Regions from separate parts of the Mus musculus genome. Here region 2 is linked to region 1. A link is a loop called in an ENCODE intact Hi-C map of the cell type or tissue named here. Cell type or tissue: heart. All regions are shown on one strand. Links, peaks and the distances in the headings refer to the core of each region. The heading gives the core; the rest is flanking DNA. Region 1 holds the start of Gm35035 (a long non-coding RNA gene). Region 2 has its middle 50 kb from the start of Gm34983.

Evidence for each region. A loop is a pair of places that touch in the nucleus more often than their neighbours do. Peaks named below come from ENCODE experiments on the same cell type or tissue, not always from the same donor. Only the 100,000 strongest peaks of a DNase experiment are listed, where the experiment ranks them.
Region 2: a loop joins it to region 1, with 4 times the contacts of the local background. A loop is called at or near these places in 7 of 42 quality-filtered maps.

The regions. Positions count from the first base shown.
Region 1 is chr10:99,454,018-99,465,028 of GRCm38, reverse strand. It overlaps Gm35035 (a long non-coding RNA gene), which reads left to right and starts at 4,355. Exons shown (of 3, transcript XR_872000.2): 1 at 4,355-4,844; 2 at 8,615-8,712. Gm34983 (a long non-coding RNA gene) reads right to left here and starts at 5,274. Exons shown (of 3, transcript XR_380739.3): 1 at 4,987-5,274. In heart, for the core only: a CTCF peak has its summit at 4,730 (motif pointing right); DNase peaks (open chromatin) are centred at 3,208, 4,068, 5,078, 6,808 and 1 weaker place; H3K4me3 peaks cover 1,270 bases; H3K27ac peaks cover 2,787 bases.
Region 2 is chr10:99,403,996-99,415,006 of GRCm38, reverse strand. No RefSeq gene overlaps it. Among named protein-coding and RNA genes, the nearest start is that of Gm34983, 50 kb to the left of the region's middle. In heart, for the core only: CTCF peaks have their summits at 1,349 and 6,010 (motif pointing right); a DNase peak (open chromatin) is centred at 5,066; H3K27ac peaks cover 624 bases.

The DNA.
Region 1 (11,011 bases), core at 1,250-9,249:
CCTCAGGTTCCACCACCTGTATGCTATAGTCTATGCTTTTGGAGATGCTCAAAATCCAACCCAGAGGACATATCTGACAATTACATGTTGGCATGGGAAAGCCAAAAGCAACATACAAAACTCTTTACAACAGAACCCAGTGATCTCTTGCAACACCAGTCTCCACTTCTCCCATAGCACTTGATGTGACCTTGTACCTCCTCCCATCCCAGTATGATAGTTTTGATCAACAGTACAAAAATCATTGACACTAGAGCAAGAAATGCAAATGCAATACCACAGATAGGCAAGGAAATGGCAAATAGAGAAAGACTAGAATGTTAGACGTTTAAAGAAGGTGGTATCAAAAAGCTTACAAGCAGCCGGGCATGGTGTCTCACACCTTTAGTCGCAGCACTTGGGAGGCAGAGGCAGGTGGATTTCTGAGTTTGAGGCCAGCCTGGTCTACAAAGTGAGTTCCAGGACAGCCAGGGCTATACAGAGAAACCTTGTCTCAAAAAACCAAAAAAAAAAAAAAAAAAAAAAAAAGCTTACAGCTCCCCCCCCACACACACACACACATTCATACTCTCAAGTACACACACAAACAACTAGAATTAACAGAGATGGAATAATAATAAGTCAAAATTATTGTATTTAATATAAGAAAGAGAAGCCAGGGGTATGTTTGGTAGAGGCTTGGTATGGTGTGGGGGAAGGTGGTACCTCTGTTGGCCCATGCTCTGAGGCATCCCTTACCCCAGAGGTACCAGCCACATGGATGGTATGGTATAGAATAGAGCATATTTAGGTCATGGGGAAGAGTGTTACGGAAGTAGAGACAGACACACACACACACACACACACACACAGAGAGAGAGAGAGAGAGAGAGAGAGAGAGAGAGAGAGAGAGAGAATAGAGGAGTAGAGATCCGCCATGAGCACATGGAGAGAGAGGAGGGAGGGGACTGGGAAGAGGGGAAAGAGGGTAAAGGAAGCAGGAGCAAGAGGAGAAGAGAAGAGAGCAAGAGAGAGAGGAGGGGACAAGCAGCCCCTTTTATAATGAGTCAGGCACACCTGACTGTTGCCAGGTAACTGTGGGGTGGAACCTAGAGGAAATGCCAACAAAAATTTAAATCATAAGGGACTTGATGTAATAAAGTTTTAAAAAATCATATTTTTTAAAATTTTTGAAAAGGCTTAAGAACTTTAAGAATTGCCTGTGCTGGGGCTGGTGAGATGGCACAGCGGTTAAGAGCACTGACTGCTCTTCTAGAGGTCCTGAGTTCAAATCCCAGCAACCACATGGTGGCTCACAACCATCTGTAGTGAGATCTGACCCCCTCTTCTGGGGTGTCTGAAGACAACTACAGTGTACTTACATATAATAAACAAATTTTTTTTAAAAAGCTGCCTGTGCAAAAAATAACTCTTGTTACCAAAAACCTATCAAAGTTTCATTTAAATTTAACTAATGTTATTGCATGATTTTACCGGGAAAATTAAGTTCCTCCCTGTCCCCAGGTTATAATGATCAGCATTTGATTAAAGTGCTAAATTGTAAGACATTCGCCTATATTTAAATGTAAGAATAAACAAAGTATCAATATGAGGCTTGTTTGAAGATACAGATCCAATCACAGTTCACTTGATTGTTTTTATGTAATATTTATGGATTCATTTTCAAGAGCTTTTAAAATTCAGACGAAGGTGTGTATACAAAATCTCCTTGGATAATGAGAAACCATTCATTGTTTTAGCTATTGATCCTGTCCCCCAAAGAACTCCATACAGTCCTGAGACTCACCACCGTCCAAGCAAGTCATAGGCAAGACTATGTATGACATGCATTTGTGCAGAGCAGACCCCAGCATCCTGCCCACACCTACCCACCTAGCTTTCATAACTTTGTGCTGCAACAGAGGAAATTGCTCCTTCCTTTAAGGTAGGAGTTCTCTTTGATGAAAGGGAAGAGCTTAGCCACTAAATTCATTTTCCCTGATGAATGAAAGAAAAACCACGAAAGGCGGGATAGAGAGAGGAGCGGTGACCGAGCTTGGCCATCAATCTCAAGTGACTACTGACACTCAGTTAAGTGATTATTGCAGAGCTATGAGGCTCCTGTCCCTACCAGCTGGAGTCAGGCTCCTTACTGACAGAGAAGACCCTGCCTACCACACCCTAAGTAGCCCAGCTGCCCACATGACAGATTTGCTGGCCCTGTTCTCTCTACCGTAAATCAAGCGATCCTCAGTAGGAAATGATTGTATTCATCCCTAACTTTACACCATAGAAGCTGGAGCTACCCAGGGCACGCTTCAAATTCTACCTTTGTATTTGCAAGCTGTGTGATTTAGAAAAGTTTCTTCCAAAGCTTCCCCATTGATCAATGTAGAAGAGGAAAGGTCGGTGAGATCCCACCCCTAACCAACACATTATTTGCAATTCCATACCTGTGAGCAAAGGCACAAGCAGTTTTCCCCAATGGGACATCACAGTGCAAAACAACCACACTCCAAGGCAGGCGCTATGGCCAGGAAGAGCTGGCCAACACGAAATGAACCTGTTTTGTCTTATTCTACCGTGGGCTTTTTTTGTTTCCCTTTGTTTTGTTTGGGCATTTTTGAGGGTGTGTCTTAGTGGTTTTGTTTGTTTGGGAGGGAAAAGAGATTGAGAATGTGAAGTTGGGTGGGTAGGGAGGTTTGGAAGATGTGGGGGGAGCTGAGGAAGGGGAAAAACATGATCAAAATATAAGAAAAATAATTTACAGTAAAATGTTTTAATAAAATAAACAGTCCAAAAGAAAGAAGGAAAGAAAGGAAGGAAGAGAAGGAATGAAAAACAGATGGAGAAAGAGGAGGAAAGACAAAAAGAAAGGAAGAAAGGAAAGAAGGAAGGAAAGAGAAGAGGAGGAAGAGAGAGAGAAAGAAAGAAAGAAAGAGAGGGAGGGAGGGAGGGAGGGAGGGAGGAAGGAAGGAAGGAAGGAAGGAAGGAAGGAAGGAAGGAAGGAAGGAAGGAAGGAAGAACACAGACAGACAGACAGACACACAGACAGAGGAATGAAAGTGTTAAAAGCAACCTCAATCAATTGCCAAGAGACAGTACGTGAAGCAACACTCCCAAGAAGGTCCAACAGTGTGCAAACCTCACTGCAGACATGCTCAGACCTCAGTTCCCACCACTTTTCCTCAGCCAGAGACAAGGGGAAGCAAGTGTCCGCCAAGCGGACACCTGCTGGGAAAAGAGGAACTGAAAGCGGATAAGGGGGTGGGTTGGGGGGTAAGGGGAAATGAGATGGTGCCAGCGATTAACTGCAGCGGGTCGACTTTCAAGGTCTGAGTGAGCACTTCCACCTACAATCAATCTTCAAGTACTTATGAAGCCTGAATATTTTATTTTTATTTTTCTGTGTCAGACCACGTGGACCCTAGCTAGAGAAGAGCTGGAAAGCTGGGATTCCACTCTCTCGCGGAACTTGCAAGCCACCAAGCTGCTCCGGGACCCATCTCTACCAAACAATTAGCCAAGGAAGCAAAGCAAAACAAAAACAAAGCTAAGCCCAACTCGCCGCTGGCTTGGGAGAGCTGCCTTAAATTTCAAATACAAGGACAGAGAAAGCTCCAGCCTGCCTGGGATTAACGAATTCACTCTCCCCTCCCCCAAGGAAAAAAGCGCTAAAGAACAAGGTCAAAGGCGAGAGGCTCTGGGGAGTCACTAAGGTGATAAGAGTGCTTCAGAGACAGTGACAAAGGGGTAGTCTAGTCGCCTTTGACCTTTCAGAAAATCGTCTCAAGTGTGATGCAGATCAAAGTCACTGGTTGCTGAGAGTCTCTAAAAAAAGAAGCAGTAGCCAATGTGGCTTAGGGTCTTAAACTATGCACGAGAGAGGTTGAAGATGAAAAGCCGCAAGGTCGGGCGAGGTTCCTTCAAGACTGTTCGGATCACAGAGGACTCTTCCGAGGGGCAAAGAATTTACATCTTCAACAACCCCCCAGCAAACATTGTTCAGCCATGCACCCATGTGACTTCCTCGATGTAAAGAACTCCGAGATAGCAGCCTCAGTTCCTTTTTCGCTTTTGAAAGCAAACAGTTCTGCAAGAAAACAATACAATGGCTTTCCCAGGATTGGGGCGGGGTGGGTGTGAAGCCAAAGGAAGTGAGTTCTCTTTTTTTACTTTGTGGGTCCCGAGGATGGCGCAGGAATGGCTAGCCTTGGCACGAGGGCCAATGGTTAAAAACAAGAAATCTGAAAAGAAGGAATCTCTTTTTGCTTTCACCACAATGCAAAAAGAGAGAGAGGAAAAAAAAGCAAATCAAAATAAAATTAATTCATTTTATTAGGATAGTTTTGTCTAAGATCTTGTTAAACCCTATTAAAATTATTGAACAGTTTACCTTTCAGATCAACAACCATTGGCATCTTATAGCCTCCATTTAAAGAAACAAAAGAGTAATGATATAGGGAATGTAAACTTCTTCCTGGCAAGTCCTCAAGAGATTTTAGTTCAGTAAAGAAGACAGAAGTATAAATAACACGAGCCACTATGACCGATGTAACAAAGAACTAATTAATTAGACTAAGGGGTGGAGGGAGTCCTAAATTGAGGAGCTAAGAAATACTTCTTGAAGCAAAAGATGTGGGTTCAAATTTGGGCTTTGAAGAGAATCTTTCCAAAGAAACAAACAAACACGCAAACCACACTACAGCAAATGAGGATAAAGGCAAAGTGCTGTTTCTTTCTAGTCCTGTAGGGGGCACTAAAAAGGGCAGGTAGAGAAGACGGTTGTAAACAAGGGACCAGGACAGCCTAGGGAAACAGTCACATGACATCTGGAGGAGGGAATGCACCTTACTAAAGCCAAGGTAGGTGGGTGACATACGACTGGAGGCTCCTTTGTCTAGTTCGTTACTGTCTTCTTACTCAACTCTTTCCTAACTTCACTATTTCAGCCTGAGGGCTTATTTTCCCACTGTACTTGGAGGGCAGAAAGAGGAAATAACTCACCCAGCAGAGGGGATTTCTTTGTTGGGTTTTGAAGAAAGATGCTGGGGGTGGCTGACTCTGCTGAAACGTTTCCTTTTTCTCTTGGTGTTTGTCGGATTCTGCTCTTGAGCAATCCTGCTGCCTTCAGTCAAAGTCAACCCGCAGTCCCGTCGGCTTCTGACTTTACCTCCTGAAACTCTCCTACTCTGCCCTTTGCCTCTTCTGCTCAGGCGGGCTTACAGTTTCACAACCTTACCACCAATTGCAGAAAGTGTGAAACATTTGCACATCTGGTATCAAATATTACAATCTCCAGGTTAAAATGACGACTCAAAGTCAGATAGGGCTTTCTCTACTCCGTGAGCACTTCACTTTGCCAAGGGTTCATTCAAAAATGACATTTGCAATTTTCTCGCAGTGAAAGCAATGCTTTTCTGAGGTCACCTTTCTCTCCCTCTCTCTCTTTCTCTCTCACTCACTCTATGTGTGTGTATATGTGTGTGTTGTATATAGTATGTTGTATGTATTTCTGTATGTGTGATGCATGAACTTTTTCATGTAAGCGTGTGCACGTGTGCTTGGTGGTGCGTGCACACACGGATGCATGGGCACGTGGAAGCCAGAGATCAGCATCAGGTGACTGCTTCCATTTCTTGTGAGATGGGCTTGTTCACTGACCTCATCAGATTGCCAGCCTGGATGGCCAATGGTCTCCAGGGATTTGCCTGTGGGTTCTCCCGCTCCCGCTCCCCCCCCCCCCAGGTCCAGGAAAACAAATATGCCATTCAGTGTCTACGAGGTCCTGAGGCTCTGAACTCAGGTCCTCATGGCTTGCATGACAGGCACTTTACTGGCTCCCTAGCCTCTGACTCTCCCCATTCAGAAATGTGAATGACTGAAATAGACATTTTTAGGAGATGTACAGAGTTCAGTGTCAGCCTGAAAAAAAAAATCTACATCGCTGCGAATATAAGAGATGGAGTCCTTAAGCCTAACTGGGTTCTAGAACTGGCTTTCAATCACCCAGAGAGAAATTCACTTTATGTGAAGATCAAAAGCTTGTATAGAGTCCTAAAAGCAAAGCTGTCTATATTGCTCCTTCCCTCTGCCCCCTCTGCTCCAACACCCCTGAACCACAGACAACGGTCCTTTACAGTTCAAGCTAAACCAGGGAAAGTCTCCTCCTCTCTCCATCTCTCCTCTCTACATCCATTTCGGTATGAAACGCTGAGGTTTGGGGGTTGGCAGAGGCTCCTAGAGCAGAGTACAGACAGATGATTAAGTAAATACAGTGTGAGTTTTAGTCCGGTGAAAATGTATGCCTATTCACAAAATGACTAAACAAAGCATTGTAAAACAACAACAAAGTAGCCAGTTGATACTTTCCACAATCTTCAGCAAGTTTTTTCAATCTGTTTCTCAGGGGTCAACTAGGACCATTGAATATCATATATTTACATTATAATTCGTAACTGTAGCAAAGTTATAAAGTAGCAACAACATAATCTTATGGTTGCAGGGTCACCATAACCCAAGGAACTATATTTAAAGGCTTGCAGCATTAGGAACCGCATTAGAAAGGTCTCCAGCTTTTAAGGCTCTGCCACTAAATGCCTTTGCATAGACTCACAAACTTCAGGGCAACAAGCATTTAAAAAGCATCACTTGAACTAGCAAGGAATCCAAATGTACTAAGAATGTGTTTAAAAAGTGTCTAGAATCTCCGGTCTGTCTGCTATCATTTTATTGAAATATCTTCTCCTTCCCACAAATACTGGAAAGGGGTCATAGCCTAGGAAGTCACTTACTAGCTCTCAGCGTCAGAGGAAGCACCTGCTGTCAGCTGCTTCCTGCCCGAGACCATCTTCCCCCCTCCAAGTTGATTGCTATATCCACAAAGCCTTCAATCCTGCCTGGACTTACCAGGAATTCAATGAATATTTGTTGCACAGTGAGTGAATTGAAGTTTTCATTGTTGGCAAAGTGCTCTCTTAACTGCCCCCAACCAGCCTTACCTTGATCAAAGGTCTCAGAGCACTTGTGTCCCAGGAGGTTTCTGACCTTCCAGGTTTTAACCTGGATTTGGCCCGAAGGCCTCAATGAGACTAGCAACCTCTCTGGGATGAGGCTGCTCATTGACTTCAACATTACCCTACTTGGCTTTCCTTGGCTTTTTATGGTGGTAAATTCCAGAATAGATAGAAGATACTGCACAGTGTGGCTATACGAATGGCTAAATTTGAGCAGACAGGTCCTAAAAGTCATAGCCAGCTTCTGGTATGTTCCTCCCTGGGATCCATCCCTTGAGCCCATCCAATAACTTCTTCTCAAATGAGGGTTGGACTTAGAGCTTACATCTAACAAACTCAGTACATCTAACAAACTCCATACAGTAAAAGTTACCGTATATCCCAGATTTAAATATAAAAGAAGCAGCTAAATGCATTAGCATCCACTTGCCTGCCAACATTCCAGAACTTTCAGTAGAGAGATCAAGTTCTTTGTGTTCACAGGGAGATGCTAAACACTGTTCTGACTTCCGAAAGAAGGGTACTGGTTTTCTCTGACTACCTCCCCATCACTTACTTTGAGGGGGAAAAAATGTGACATGCAACAATTAGTCCCATGGTGAAGTTCAGATGCTCTAGAAATGAAGACTCCAGTCAACAGCCAGTGAGATACTGAGATCTGCCATGTGTAGGAGCTAGAAGTCAATTCTTTAGTGCCAGCCAGTCGAACTTTGAAATGACTGGATCAGAAAGGATCTGATACCCTTTCAGGGATCCTGTGCCAGAATCGTTATCCCTGACCCACAGGAGCCATGAAATAATAAGTACTGCCTTAAGCTGCCAGATCTTGGGGGTTATTTGCTCTATAACAAGACATAACTAAGGGCTGGCAAGCATGTTCGTAAAGGGCCACATAGAAAATATTTTGGGATTTTCCAGCCAGATGGAGTCTGGATCACTCTTGAGCTCCGCCATTGTAGCTCAGAAGCAAACCAAAGATAATATGCAAATGAGTGGACATGGCTATGTTCCTATAAAACTTTATTTATGAAAACAGTCAGCCGGCTTGCGAGCTGTGATATGCCAACACTTGCTGGAAGCCACTATATATTTTCACTCTTTATAAGTTCTAGTGTCTTGTCCTAGAGCTGTCTTTTGGAGAGTGGAATATGGCCACTTCAGTTTATAGATTATCTTTTCTAGGGCAAAGGATACTCCTCCCACTGCTCAACTTGAATAAAGATGAAAAACTGAACTTGACAGCACAAAAAATAGAAGACTCCTTCGCAGTGCTGAGAAAGGACTGTGATCAAGACAGTTTGAATCTGAATTGGCTTAAGAGAAGAAAGACAGGCAGTGTGAGCATGTCAGCTGCCTGAACCGACACACCATGGACACCCACTTTACATAGTGATGGGATGGGACATTAACACAACTGTTGGGGGGCAGGAATTTAAGGGCTTCATAACCAGTAGCTCAACTGTTTAGCTGTATTGGTAGAAACTGGGAGACATTTAAAACATAATCATGCAACAGCACATTTGTTCGAAAAAAATTACAACAAGGCTTTTAACCACTCGTGACTTACACATAGCATGCCAAAGACACTAAAGCTCCCATGTGGTCTCCGGCCATTGCAGAAACACTAAGGAGGACACATGACCAGCAGACGCCAAGGGTGATTAACAACTGGACCTCAATGACCAGGGTCAAAGGTGGCAAGTGACAGATTAAACAGGTACATCTCTCTCTCTTCTGCTTCTTGGGTTTCATTACTTCAAATCAATACCAGCAAAGACACTCTCAAAAGTCAGGTAGGACCAGCTACAGCACTAGCATATCTAACAGAGGCCACCGAACAGATATAAATGGAAGCAGTTTTGTAATTATCAAATAAGTACACTTTTCCAGGGAGACAGGTGGGTCTCCCTCCACCCGGTTGCCTATACCCCATCTTTGGAAGGACAGAAGCAATCAGGAACACTACTGCTTCCCCAATAGTGATGGAATGCCTTCACCCTAAGCTGTTTGAAAGAGAGACAACGGAAGAGCTTGTATCTGGTAACTTCACACTGTTTTCCCCCAAAGTCAGAGGGAGAAAGGAGCAGAAGAAATCGCAAATTGGCTTCTTTTTTTTCTTTCTTTCTTTTTCTATTACAGCATAAACAAATCACTACAAACAGAAACTTAGAACAACATGAATTTATAAGCTCACAGTTCTTCAGGTCAGAAAGTAGGTGTGGCTCTCCCTGGGCTAAGAATGGCAGCGGTGCTTTCTAGCTTCTAGAAAGGCTTGGATCCATTAGCGCACGGCTCATCTCTCATCTTCATCTTCCTGGTCATGTTTCACTGGCGCATCCCGTTCTCTGGGAGTACAGCATGCGCGCACTCTCCCCTTTTGAGGATCAATGTAACTCGACTGAGAGTACCAACCATGGAGGGTAACGTATTCATAGGCTCTAGGCATGGATGCCATTGTAAGGGAAAAGAAGAGAGTACTCTGCAATAAGTACTTTGTGAAAAGAGAAGAGGCTGCATTCGGTTCAATTTGTAGTGTTGGAAGAGCCAAAGTTAACCCGGAAGCCCCTCTTGGCCAAGGGCATGGTAACTTCCTGATGCTGGGAGCTGTAGTTCTTGGGAAAAAACAAGCCACATATTTTCACCCGACACAAGTTTGTTTGAACCAACAACACCAGATATGCTTGTAGGCATAATATGTGTCAGGATGTGTGCTAGCCCCTGACTGAACCTTATAGGAAATGCAATGAACTGTGAGGTTTTGCCTTTTTAAGCCCGTGCAAAATGTGAATCATGGCCATTTCCTGGGAATCCCAGAATGGACCTGACCAGTGCCCATCCGGGTCGGTATTTGATAAAAGCTTGCTTCAAATTTGGTTCAAAATTCTGGAACTGTTTTTTCTCTTGCAAATCTCAAATCTCAGGATAAGCAAGTCTGGGATCCCAGCATTTAAGGATAATTGATACTTTGTATATTACATAATTTATAAACCTTCCCCAAACAACATAGTAACATGAGTAGCTAATTCTTTCCACGAACATTGGGTTGATGCTTCTGGCAAGTTTGGTTCAGTGAATAGGAACACATGCTGTGTCCTCTGAGGACTCGAGTTTGAATTTTCAGCACCCCTAGCAAAAGTCAACCATGGTTGTACGTGCCTGTAGCCCCAGTATTGAAGAACATGAAAAACTGGCCCCAGGAGCTTACTGGCAGAGCAGCTTAGCCAAATGGCAGGTTCTAGTTTCATGAGAGATCACTCAAGGTAATAGGCAGAGAGAGAGAGAGAGAGAGGCAGAGAGAGAGAGAGAGATCTGGCCCATATGCACACACCCACACATTCCTGTAAATGTTAATTTTAATATAAATGTAGGCAACAAATTAATATAGTGGCTGTTTTTCTTTATCCTAGCTAATTCCCCAATAATGACAAAGAAGATGATTTATCTAACAGACATTTACCACAATACCTGGGCAGTCATTGCTTTGTACTTTAATCCTCTAAACTAATCTGACTACTTCCTAGCCAAAGTCCCCATAATACTTGCATTTAGGGCCTTCCATGCTCCAGCTGAACTCTTATGATGTTTCTCCTTCTCCCTCCTGGTGGCTCAATCTTTCTTCCTCTTCCCCTCCTCCCCCACTTCTCTCTCCTTCCCTCTCCCTCTCTCTTTCTCTCCCTTCCTCCCTCTCTCCATTCCTCCCCTGGATGGCAGAAGTCCCACCCTCTTCTCTCTTCTGCCCAGCCATTGGGTGATGGGTTTTTATTGACAAGGCAGAGAATAAATGGTAAGCACCATTTACATAAACTTGAGGCAGGAGATTCTTGACTTAAGCCTTACAAATGCTATGTCCCAGTTGAAACAAAATATGAGGGAAATGCTGAGAAATCAACATTTGAATAACACAAGGGTAAACTTTACACAATGCACAGCAATATTATGCCTACACACACCCACACAGTCATATCCATGTACCACACACACACACACACACACACACACACACTCACGCATGCACA
Region 2 (11,011 bases), core at 985-8,984, 50 kb after region 1:
GCTTTGTGCCTTAGTAGACATGTGTGTACACGCATGCATACATATATGTATATATGTATAACTTTAAAAGTAACTGAATAAATATTTCTTGAGGGATTTTAAAAACTGGGCTCAGTACTGTTTGGAAATCCTGCTAATTAAGGTCAAAGTCTACCTCTGAACTTGGTACAAAATGGGGGACTCCCCTTTTTCCAGCAGGGCATTCATAGTACTTTAAACTCTAGCCAATGATTTTACATTCACCCTGAAAACTCCTTCCCACTCTCCAAGATTCATATATAGCCCTTGGTGTATAAGGTGTACGCACACCAGCTGTCTTTCTGAAGATTATCTAAGAGAACTGCTCCGTTGGATGTAGTCTAAAAGAGCTATAACATTAAAATCCTCAGAGAAGGCCTTCTTTGGAGAAGGTATATCCCACCCTCCTACCCTCCCATCCCCCCACCCACTCCTAGCCAAACCTGGAGCCTGCAGACCCCACCCATTCCAAACTCTGCTTCATCCTTCCAGCACCTGGTCACTCTGAGGGAGGAAACAGAGGATGCTGAACCACGGCTGGTCCCCAACACGCATACCACACAGTACTAGGCACTACAGAACAGGAACACACGGGTGCACAAAAGAAATCCTTATCCTGTTAGAGTTTGTTATCTACCAGGCTAACACAAACAAAGAATGCTATAAGGGCTGACAACATGGAGAGTGTTAGTTGGCGATAAATGTTTGGTATAAAAATTAAACAAATAGCCAGGCATGGTGGCACACGCCTTTAATCCCAGCACTTGGGAGGCAGAGGCAGGCAGATTTCTGAGTTCAAGGCCAGCCTGATCTACAAAGTGAGTTCCAGGACAGCCAGGGCTACACAGAGAAACCCTGTCTCCAAAAACCAAAAAAAAAAAAAAAAAAAAAAGAAAGAAAGAAATTAAACAAAGAAGCAACATTAGAGATGTCAGGTATAAGTACTGCCTAAACTGTGTGTGTTCAGCAAGGGCATATGTTAGTTGCATTTTTTTCTTAACCCAGCTAGCTCCCAAATAATTGAGAAAAGACTATTTTATTTATTGAACAGCTTTGAGGCACAATGAATGAGCAGTGTTAATCTATTTTAATCCGATAAACTAACCTGGCAAAATCCCTGAGATGCTTGCATTGTGTGACTTTCTCTGTTCCAGATGTTTTTATGATGTTTCGGGGACCCTTTTCTCCTGGCTGAATCTCCACTTCCTTTCTCTCCCTCTCGATCCCCTTGCTGGGAGGAAGTCCAGCCCTATTTTCTCCCTGTTCTGTCGCTGGCTGATCAGCTCTTTATTGACCAATCAGGGAATAACTGGAGAGCAATGTTTATACCACATGGAGGCAGGAGAGTCTCAGAGTAAGGACTACAACCAAACATGGGGACACAGAAGTCAACATTTGAGTAATACAAGAATTATCTTTATATGGGAAACAGTAACATTATGCCTACAGGGAAGGGTAGGATAAACATAGCAGATGGAATTGAGAGGAGATAAACTTAAAGTATGCTGACCATTATAAGACTTGTACTCTGTGTATGATAGAGAACCATTGGGAAGTTTTTGAGCAGAGATCCACTCATACTGTAACAAGATCACTATAGCCATTGTGTTATGGATATAATAAATGCATAGCCAAAGCAAGAAAACCACTTAAGAGGCGAGTCCAGCCATCTAAGAGAGAGATGGTGGTATAAGTCTTCTGGCTACCACTCTACATTTTCATGTACACTTGTGAATATTTTGTAATCATTAATATCATTACATCTACAGGTTGCATCAATAATCACATTCAAGGTGGTTTTAAGACGAGCTGGGGAGGGGGGAATTCTTCCCTCCATCTTAGGTCTTTATTATTCTGTAAACCTTGTACACAAGTCGAGCCAAGTAACTTATTTCCTAAATAGTTCACAAATGTTCCGCACCTGACCCTCAGAGCAGCAGTCTGGTCATAGATCACGCATCACTCAGTTGCTGAACATCTCCAAGGAATCAACAAACATATGGTTGGCTGCACCTGCTCGTGGCTTCACCTGAGGCACTCTTGGGGGAAATCCAGAGATGCTCAAGCCAGACCTCACAAGGAGTTGCCCATATTAAAAGACTGTGTACATGGTAAAAAAAATAAAATAAAATAAACATTCACAATCTCTCTATCAGGCTTCTTAATTATAAAGAAATAAAGTACTAATGAAAACTAGGACTTATAAAGTCCTGATTCTGTGGTTATTAAAAAGCTAAGTGCTCTCTCTCCTTTCTTCCTTTTCTCTTCTCTTCTCTTCTCTCCTCTCCTCTTCTCTTCTCTTCTCTTCTCTTCTCTTCTCTTCTCTTCTCTTCTCTTCTCTTCTCTTCTCTTCTTTTCTTTTGTAAGTTAGGAATAAATTCACTAGCAGAGGAACAGACCAAAAAATGGAACCATGAAGTATAAGATTAGAATTTCAGTCCCGTGGAAAGACTCTGTTGCTGAAGATACCACACACCACGATGACAGGACATGAAAAAGTCAAGTTGATACTTGAGAGGAAACTTCCCTTGCTGGCTAGCTTTCATACTACCAAAGAGGCAGCAACAAGACTGTAAAAGCCAGAGGTCAGAGAGGAAGCCAGAGGCCCTGCTGTAGTCGTGAACTCACAATATGTGCCCTTTATAGTGTGGCCTGCCCAAGATCTGCTTAAGATCAGGCAACCCAGTACGCCAGCGCGGAGGGGGAGGAGCCTCACAAGGCCCCACCCTAGGCTGAGGGGCTACTGACAGCTGATGGCTTCTGGAAGAAGAGGGCCATTTTTCCTTAACGTTGTGCCCCTGATAAGTTCCCCCATGCTGAAGGTGATGACCCACACTCGTGAGTATACGGGAAGAACAAACTGGAGTTGAGAAGGGTAAAGGTGAGTCTGGGAGCTCAGGGAAGGAATGGAAAGTGAATATCAATATACACTGGATATAGGAAATTCTCAGAGAGTTAATAAAACTATATCATTTTTAAAAAGATTCTCAGTCCTGTATTTATTTCTGATTAGAGGTAAATGTGGGCTTCAAGAATGTGGTTACCAGGGCTGGAGAGATGGCTCAGCCGTTAAAGGTTAGGCTCACAACCAAAAATGTAAGAATGTGGTTACCAGCCAAACTGTATTACAATCCATTTCATAGGCCTGGGACTTCACAATTCCAGTGGTGAAAAAAGTTTAGACTAATTCAGACACTTGAGAAGCCCTAACCGCTGCTGAGGCACCCCACTTGATGCGCCTGTGTTGATCACCACAAATCTGGGTTTTAGAAAAATAAGGTAAAAATAAAACAAAACAAAGTAAAACAGAAATAAACTAGGCAGAACTATTCTGGGAAGATGGCTCATGAGAAACTAGTTATAATCTTCAGAATCCAAACTTTAAAGGTGGTGTACAGTGTCACAGGGCACTAATCACAGCACCGGAGACAAACAAACAACAGTGTCCCTAAATCTGCTGATCAAGCACTGGGTTGAGAGAGAGAGAGAGAGAGAGAGAGAGAGAGAGAGAGTGAGAGAGAGAGTCCTGTCTTAAAACATAACATGGAAAGCACCTGGTGTCAGCCTCCACACAGATGTGTACACACACACACACACACACACACACACACACACGTGTACATGAATACTCATAAATATGCACACATGCATCAGCTCACAAGCATACACACACGGATGTAGAGGAACACACCTACTTCACAAGCATCACAAACTACACAAAAGGCCAGAGATAGGAGATTAGCTTTTGGTTCTTCCATTTTCTGCTGTACTTTAAATAGTGTCCACAGAATTATGACTGTGAAGGTTCTGTGTCTCTTGTTCTCCTGGCTTCAACACCTTCATGACAAAGGCTTTAGAAGATTAACATATAATGAACAGAAACCTTCCATGTCTCCTCCTTTCAACTATGCCTCCACAATCATCTATATCAATGCAAAAGTAACCCCTTCCCTGACCCTAACACAACCCCCACTCCACACCCCTAAAAGAGTAGCAGCCTGAACAGGAAGCCATTGAAAGAACTCTTAGGAAGTGTGATAAGGATGCTGAAGTCAGCTCTCCACAAGTGACGGCTTCCGGCAGGAGTCCAGGAGGGGAGCAACTCAGCTCTATTGAATTGGCAGGCCACTGAGAGTGTGAGTTTGCTCCACTGAGTACATAGATAAAGCAATTAAACTTATTCTTATTTTAATATTTATTTTCTTTGGGTGTGGCACGTCACAAGGTTGGGTAGGCAGATATGGAAGGACTGGGAACTGAGTGTGATGGGGTACATGATGTGAAATTCCCAAAGAATCAATAAAAATATTATGTTTATATATGTATATATAATAGATGTATATATTACATGTGTAAGTATGCATATATATGTATAAACATATATACATCTAGAGAGATAACATAAATGTCTACATGTGGTATATAAAACACATGTGTATATATGTATATATACACATAAAATATGTGTGTATATGTATATATATATATATATGTGTGTGTGTGTGTATACACATATACATATAATATATATGTGTGTGTATATATGGATATGTGTATACACACACAGGTAGATAGATAGATAGATAGATAGATAGATAGATAGATAGATAGATAGATAGATATGGTGATATTTATACCCAAAACCCTGAAACAGTTATCTCCACTGAAAACTTATTTAGAGAGACTTATGGAAAGCAAACCCACTCTGCGTTGAAGATTAATAATCAAAGCAGATCTGCTTATATCAGTGACTTTTAAGTATGTTTTATACTTTCCCTGCTTATAAATGTGGAAAGTTTTAGGCTCAGTGTCCTGTCCTAAACACCAACTAGACAACAGTAAGACTCAAAGTCCTGGTGGCTGAAGAGAAGAGCTCTGCTCCGTCTGGGAACTTCTCCCAGGGTCATTGTGCCGCGGTACAGCAAGGCAATTCCACAGCTCCTGCCTGAGTCACAAGTCAAAACACCAGCACGGTCCTCCACTGGCACCGAGGCCACCCCTTCAGAGCAGGATGTGCTCTTTCCGTGAGGTGACAGGTTACATCCCCATTCAAAACACCTCGTTTGTTGCCAAACTATACGTAAGGGAAAGAAACAAGGTCTGCCCTCAAAGGCTCCTCTGAGACTGAGACAGGAGAATAGCCGGACACACGCGCAGTATGAAGACTCTAAATTAAACAATGGCTTTATAAGAGCACCTCCCCATGTGACTTTGAATCAGAGTAAAGGGAAGTGACCAAAAAAATCAAAGCAGTAAAAGGGATCTTTATTTCGAGAGTATTCATTAACTAGGCAAAGCCGAGCTTTAAGAATTAGATCTGTGACAGAAAAATCCTCCTGGCTGTGAAACCAGAGCTTTGATTTCTGTTGGCTTGTAAAATAAATGATAATACCCCCTTAGAGCTCTGTGCTGCCTTTCCGTTTACAAAGCCCTTTCCCATGTATGATTCTACTTCATCGTCACAGCCTGCTTCCCAGGTACTGAGGTCTGACTATCCCATTGTGTGTGTGAGGAAACTGAGGCACGTTGTACAGACAGAACTTCCTCAAGGATGCATGGTTATTAAGAAGGAGAAAGGAGAGGGCTGCTCAGGAGCTATTGTATCTCTGCAGTCAATAGACAAAAATCAAAATTATCAGATGTATATCTGTGTTCACTGGGGAAATCCTAAAAGGATCCTAAAAGCAAGAAAGAGGAAATAGATCAGACTTGGAAAACGGCAATCCTACAAGCTGGTTTTTATGTACTCTGTGACAATAGCAAGTGATTTAGCCTGGGAATGTAGTTCAGTATTTAACAAAGATGGACAGGGCCCTAAATTCTATTTCCAGCATTAAAAACAGAGGGGAGGGGAGGAAGAGAAGACACTAAATATATTTCTCCAAAGACTAGCAAAATGAATTTTTAAACACTAATTTACTTTTAGTTTATGTGTGTCAATGTTTTTACCTGCATATATGTATGTGCACCACATGCCTGCAGTACCCACGGAGGCCAGAAGAGGGTGTCAAATCCCCTACAACTGGAGTTAGAGACAGCTACCATATTGGTATTGAGCAAATTCTGAAAGAGCAGCAGGTACTCTTTTGTTTGGTTGGTTGGTTTGTTTTGTTGTTTTTGTTTGCTTTTCGAGACAGTGTTTCTCTGTGTAGCCCTGGCTGTCCTGGAACTCACTCTGTAGACCAGGCTGGCCTTGAACTCAGAAATCTGCCTGCCTCTGCCTCCCAAATGCTGGGATTAAAAGCATGCAACACCACTGCCCGGCACAGCAGGTACTCTTAACCTCTGAGTGGTCTCTTCAGCCCGTAAAATGATTTTTACTTTTGAAATGCGTAACAGTTACTATCAAAGGCCAAAGATACAGTATGTATGAAAAGCTTTCTTAAAAATAAATCAATACATAAATAAACAAACGTTCCTAGACTGGTCTATAAGCATGATTAAGTGCCTGCTAAGAAACTAAATAATATTATGATGCGCCATGCTGAAAGTATGTGAAACGTAGTTATAGTAACCAGAGTTGGGTTTTAGTTCGTTGGTTAATTGACTGGCCCATGGGTTGGCTTTATTCATAAATATGAGCTCCGATAAAGCAAAAAGCATATGAAAGAAAGGCTTTCCTTTTGAATATTGCCTCTAAGAGATCTAAGCATTTTATTTAGCTACTGAGAACTTTATATGATTGGGGGGGAAAATCATTTCTGGCTTCCTACCCTGGTACAGAGGCAGCCTTGAAAGCCAGTGCACTGAAAGAAACGATGTGGAATTCTTAGTTTAAAAGGAAGCACATAATTGTGAGCACTGACAGGTTGCCATATCTGTTTCAGTTTTCTACCCTCGCCACTGAGTAGGATGCTGCAGGAGTACTTGAGATGCCTATCATTACCTAATGTTCACACCCACTTCAAAGAGACCTGCTTAGGCCAAATGGCACCCATTTCCTACCGTAATGCAAAAAAAAATAGCTACCCTACGAAGAGCTCACTCATAATTTAAGGAAATTGGACTTCTCTGGCCTGGAGGTCCAGAAATTAGCCTTATTAATTGAGATATTAAAATAACGCTGGTAGGTTTAGAATACGGGCAGGAGGGTTGGACCCGTTCCAGCAAAAGCAACCAATAAGGGGCCGTAGAGCAGCCGTAAGAAAGCAACCAATAAGGGGCCGTAGAGCAGCCGTAAGAAAGGTTGGGAACAGAAAACACAGAGCAGAATGGATGAGCCTAAGAAAGCAGAGCCAGGGACCTGCTGACTCCACGGTTCTTATTTTCCTTCCATCTTCGACGTGTTTTAGAGATGCTCTAGTGTCCCCTCCACACGCTCTCCTCAGCAGCAACTGAGTGCTTGCTTTTCATCCCTTGAAAACAGAAAGTCTTTAAATACTGCAAACACAGAAAAAGGGCAGGGCATCATTATAATAAAGGGGTGGTGTTAAAACTAAAAAAAAAAAAATGTGGAAAATTTGAAGAACAAACTAAAAACAACACAGACGATGACTGATGTAAACAGTGAACATGCAGCCATAGCTGGCTGAAGCTGGCCAGAACCCTCGACCAAAGAAAAATGAACCGAACCTTGTTTGTAAAGCAGAGAGATCCTGGCGGTGAGGAGGGTATTTATGGAAATATCTGCAAAGGGGCAATGACAACTCAAACCACCAGAAGTAAATTCTAAACCATCAGTGGATCTTGTGAACAAATGGGGTGTTTTTTAATTGAATCAGCTTCAATTTACTGAATTCCTCTGAAATGCATTTTCTGCCATCTCATAAAAGTAATTTTTTTTTGATAAATCTCATTGATTTAAGTCCAAAATCAAGTGTGGCCTTCATATCTGTTTAATTGCTGTCAGTTTCTGGCTTCTCGAGTCATCACCTATTAAAATCTTGGTTAGAAGGCACAACGTAGTTCATGAGTTAAATACAAAAGGAAGAATTATCTTATGCCAGACTCCTAGCCAGGTTCAGTGCTATTGGTTATTGGTTCTACCACTTATGTTTAAACACTTTGGCATAAGATACACAAGCCAGATGTAGTGGCATATGCCTTTAATCCCAGCAGATGGGAAGCAGAAGTAGGAGGAGCTTTGTGAGTTCAAGGCCAGCTGGATCAATATCATGAGCTACAAGACAACCAGTGTTATATAGTGAGACCTTGTCTTGGGGGGAAAAAAAAGCAAGAGAAGAAGGAGGAGGAGGAGGAGGAGGAAGAGGAGTAGGAGGAGAGGAGAGGAGAGGAGAAGGGGAAGGGGAGGGGGAGGGGGGAAGAGGAGGGGGAGGGGGAGGGGGAGGGAGAGGGAGAGGGAGAGGGAGAGGGAGAAGGAGAAAGGAGAAGGAGAAGGAGAAGGAGAAGGAGAAGGAGAAGGAGAAGGAGGAGGAGAAGAAGAAGAAGAAGAAGAAGAAGAAGAAGAAGAAGAAGAAGAAGAAGAAGAAGAAGAAGAAGAAGAAGAAGAAGAAGAAGAAGAAGAAGAAGAAGAAGAAGAAGAAGAAAAGGAACACATGTTATTTGTTTTTAACTCTAGCATTTTCTTTTGCCTTACAAAATGTATGCATACATATATCTTGAATTAGATGTAATGATGGTCTGATTCCCTGTCTCAGAAAACTGACTGTGTTTGACACAAATATTCTGTGTCACCAGCATGAAGAGAATTGTCAGATCAATCAGTAATGTTGGCAAAATTAAGAGCAGGTGACAAATGAGAAGAACAGAAAATGGCTAAGAATAGCTGTCAAACAGCAGAGTTTCTTCCTTATGATTGTCGGGGTGGGGAGGGGAAGAAAGAAAGAAAGTCAATAGGAAAAGCCAAGTGCTAAAATGTTGCTCTCAGTTCAGGTAGGGGGCCACAAATGTACAAAGTTAGATCTTGAAGTCAGTCATTTGTTTCATTAATATTCATGGTTCTTCAGTTGTATGCCAGGTTCCAGGTACATGTTGCTGTAGTTAAGAGCCCTCTGTTGTGGCTGTCTTAGTGAACACACTATTGCTGCAAGGAGACACCATAACCATAGCCACTTTTGTAAAGGAAAACATTTTACTGGAGCTGGTTTCTGTTTAGAAATTTAGTCCATTGTCATGGCAAAAAAAAACACACAGTGGCACACAGGCAGCCAAGCTGCTGAAACGGTAGCCGAGAGTTCTACATCTGGATCCACCAGCAGCGGAAAGACAGACACCGGGCCTGGCTTGAGCTTCTGAAACCTCAAAGCCCACTCCCCAGTGATGCACTTCCTCCAACAAGGCCACACCTACTCCAACAAGACCACACCTACTCTAACAAGACCACACCTACTCCAACAAGACCACACCTACTCCAACAAGACCACACCTACTCCAACAAGACCACACCTACTCCAACAAGACCACACCTACTCCAACAAGACCACACCTACTCCAACAAGACCACACCTACTCCAACAAGGCCACACCTACTCCAACAAGACCACAGTCCTAAACCTTTCCAATAATACCACTCCCTGTGAGCCAAGGAGGGCCATTTTCATTCAAACTCCCACAGGGGTCCTCACCTACAAAAGCATAAGACCTCTTTAAACTGCTTTGTTGTGTAATCTCCATTATATCTCTGTACCTTTCCACTGAAGATGGACACACACACACACACACACACACACACACACACGAGCTCAAGGAAATGTTTTCCTTTATAAAAGTTGCTGTGGTTATGGTGTCTCCTCACAGCCATAGGGCACTACAAGTGTACAGTTTTGTCTAGTCATTTCTAATTTTCCAAGCCTCAGTTCAAATAGTATCTACCTTGGGGATTTTACTCTGTTTGTCTGCCTCTGATTTAAACCTCACATCCCTTCAAAACACGAATAATGTGCAAACTGCGACTCTGCTCACTACTGCAGAGTTCCCTGTAAAGGCAGGGACTTCAGTCTAGCACAATACTAGATCCACAATGACTATTCTGTACGTGTTTCATGGATGAAAAAGATAACTGAACTGCTGAGAAGCAAGAGTTACCAGGAAGCAGCCTTACATACTGAAAATAGTGGCTTCTTTCAAACTGGAAAGAAAGTTGGGATATGATGACAAGAACTGTTCATGTTACTTGTCTTGGGAGCTTGGGAACAGATTTAAGACCGGAGTCTCTTATGAATATTATATCTTGCCCTTCACCAAGTCAAAAGCCTGGCAGTGTAGTCTCTTTAATCCTGATCTAACACTCAGCTAACAAACATGGGCATATGAGTACATGGGCATGAGGCAAGCACACACACACACACACACAAAGATACCTCCATACTCTCATCTTCATTAGATGTATCAGCTCACTGCTTTGAGTTCAACACACTCAAGATATCATTCCAATGATGTCCTACTAAGGAAATAAAGTAAATACATTTTTATTTCAGAGGAAAAGCATCCACATTACAAGTTGCACAAGTGTGAGCTTTTAACAGATGATGATAAATAACTTATCACATCTCTGGGGCTTGTCTCATGCTGCATTCTGTTGGGCAATAGCTGAACAGCCGGACCTCATGGTTTAAATGTAAGCCCAAGATGCGCGCTGCATGCCTACAACAGTGAGAGGCTTTAAATCACGCTCAAGTCACTGTTATACAACCTGAGCTCCATGTGAGTTCCCTTACTGTCACTGGAAAGACATTTTGGTGGAGCAGCTGGAAGAGGAGAAGGAGGAGGAGGAGGAGGAAGAGGAGGAGGAGGAGGAAGAGGAGGAGGAGGAGGAGGAGGAGGAGGAGGAAAGGCCCATTCCTCTCTCACACGGGTTCTGTTCAACTGCTAACTAATTTGGATTTGAACTACTCATCAAAAGTGTCTTAGAAGCCTGGAGAAGTATCTACAAATAATTGAAAACCAACAAGATAGAGTCCAATGGTTTCAAAGCCTACAGGGAATGTGGGAGACAGCAAAATGGGATTGGCTCTCTCAGCGTAGGAATCAGAACCTGACTACATTGATATAGCTTCTCTCCCTCTCCCTCTCCCTCTCCCTCTCCCTCTCCCTC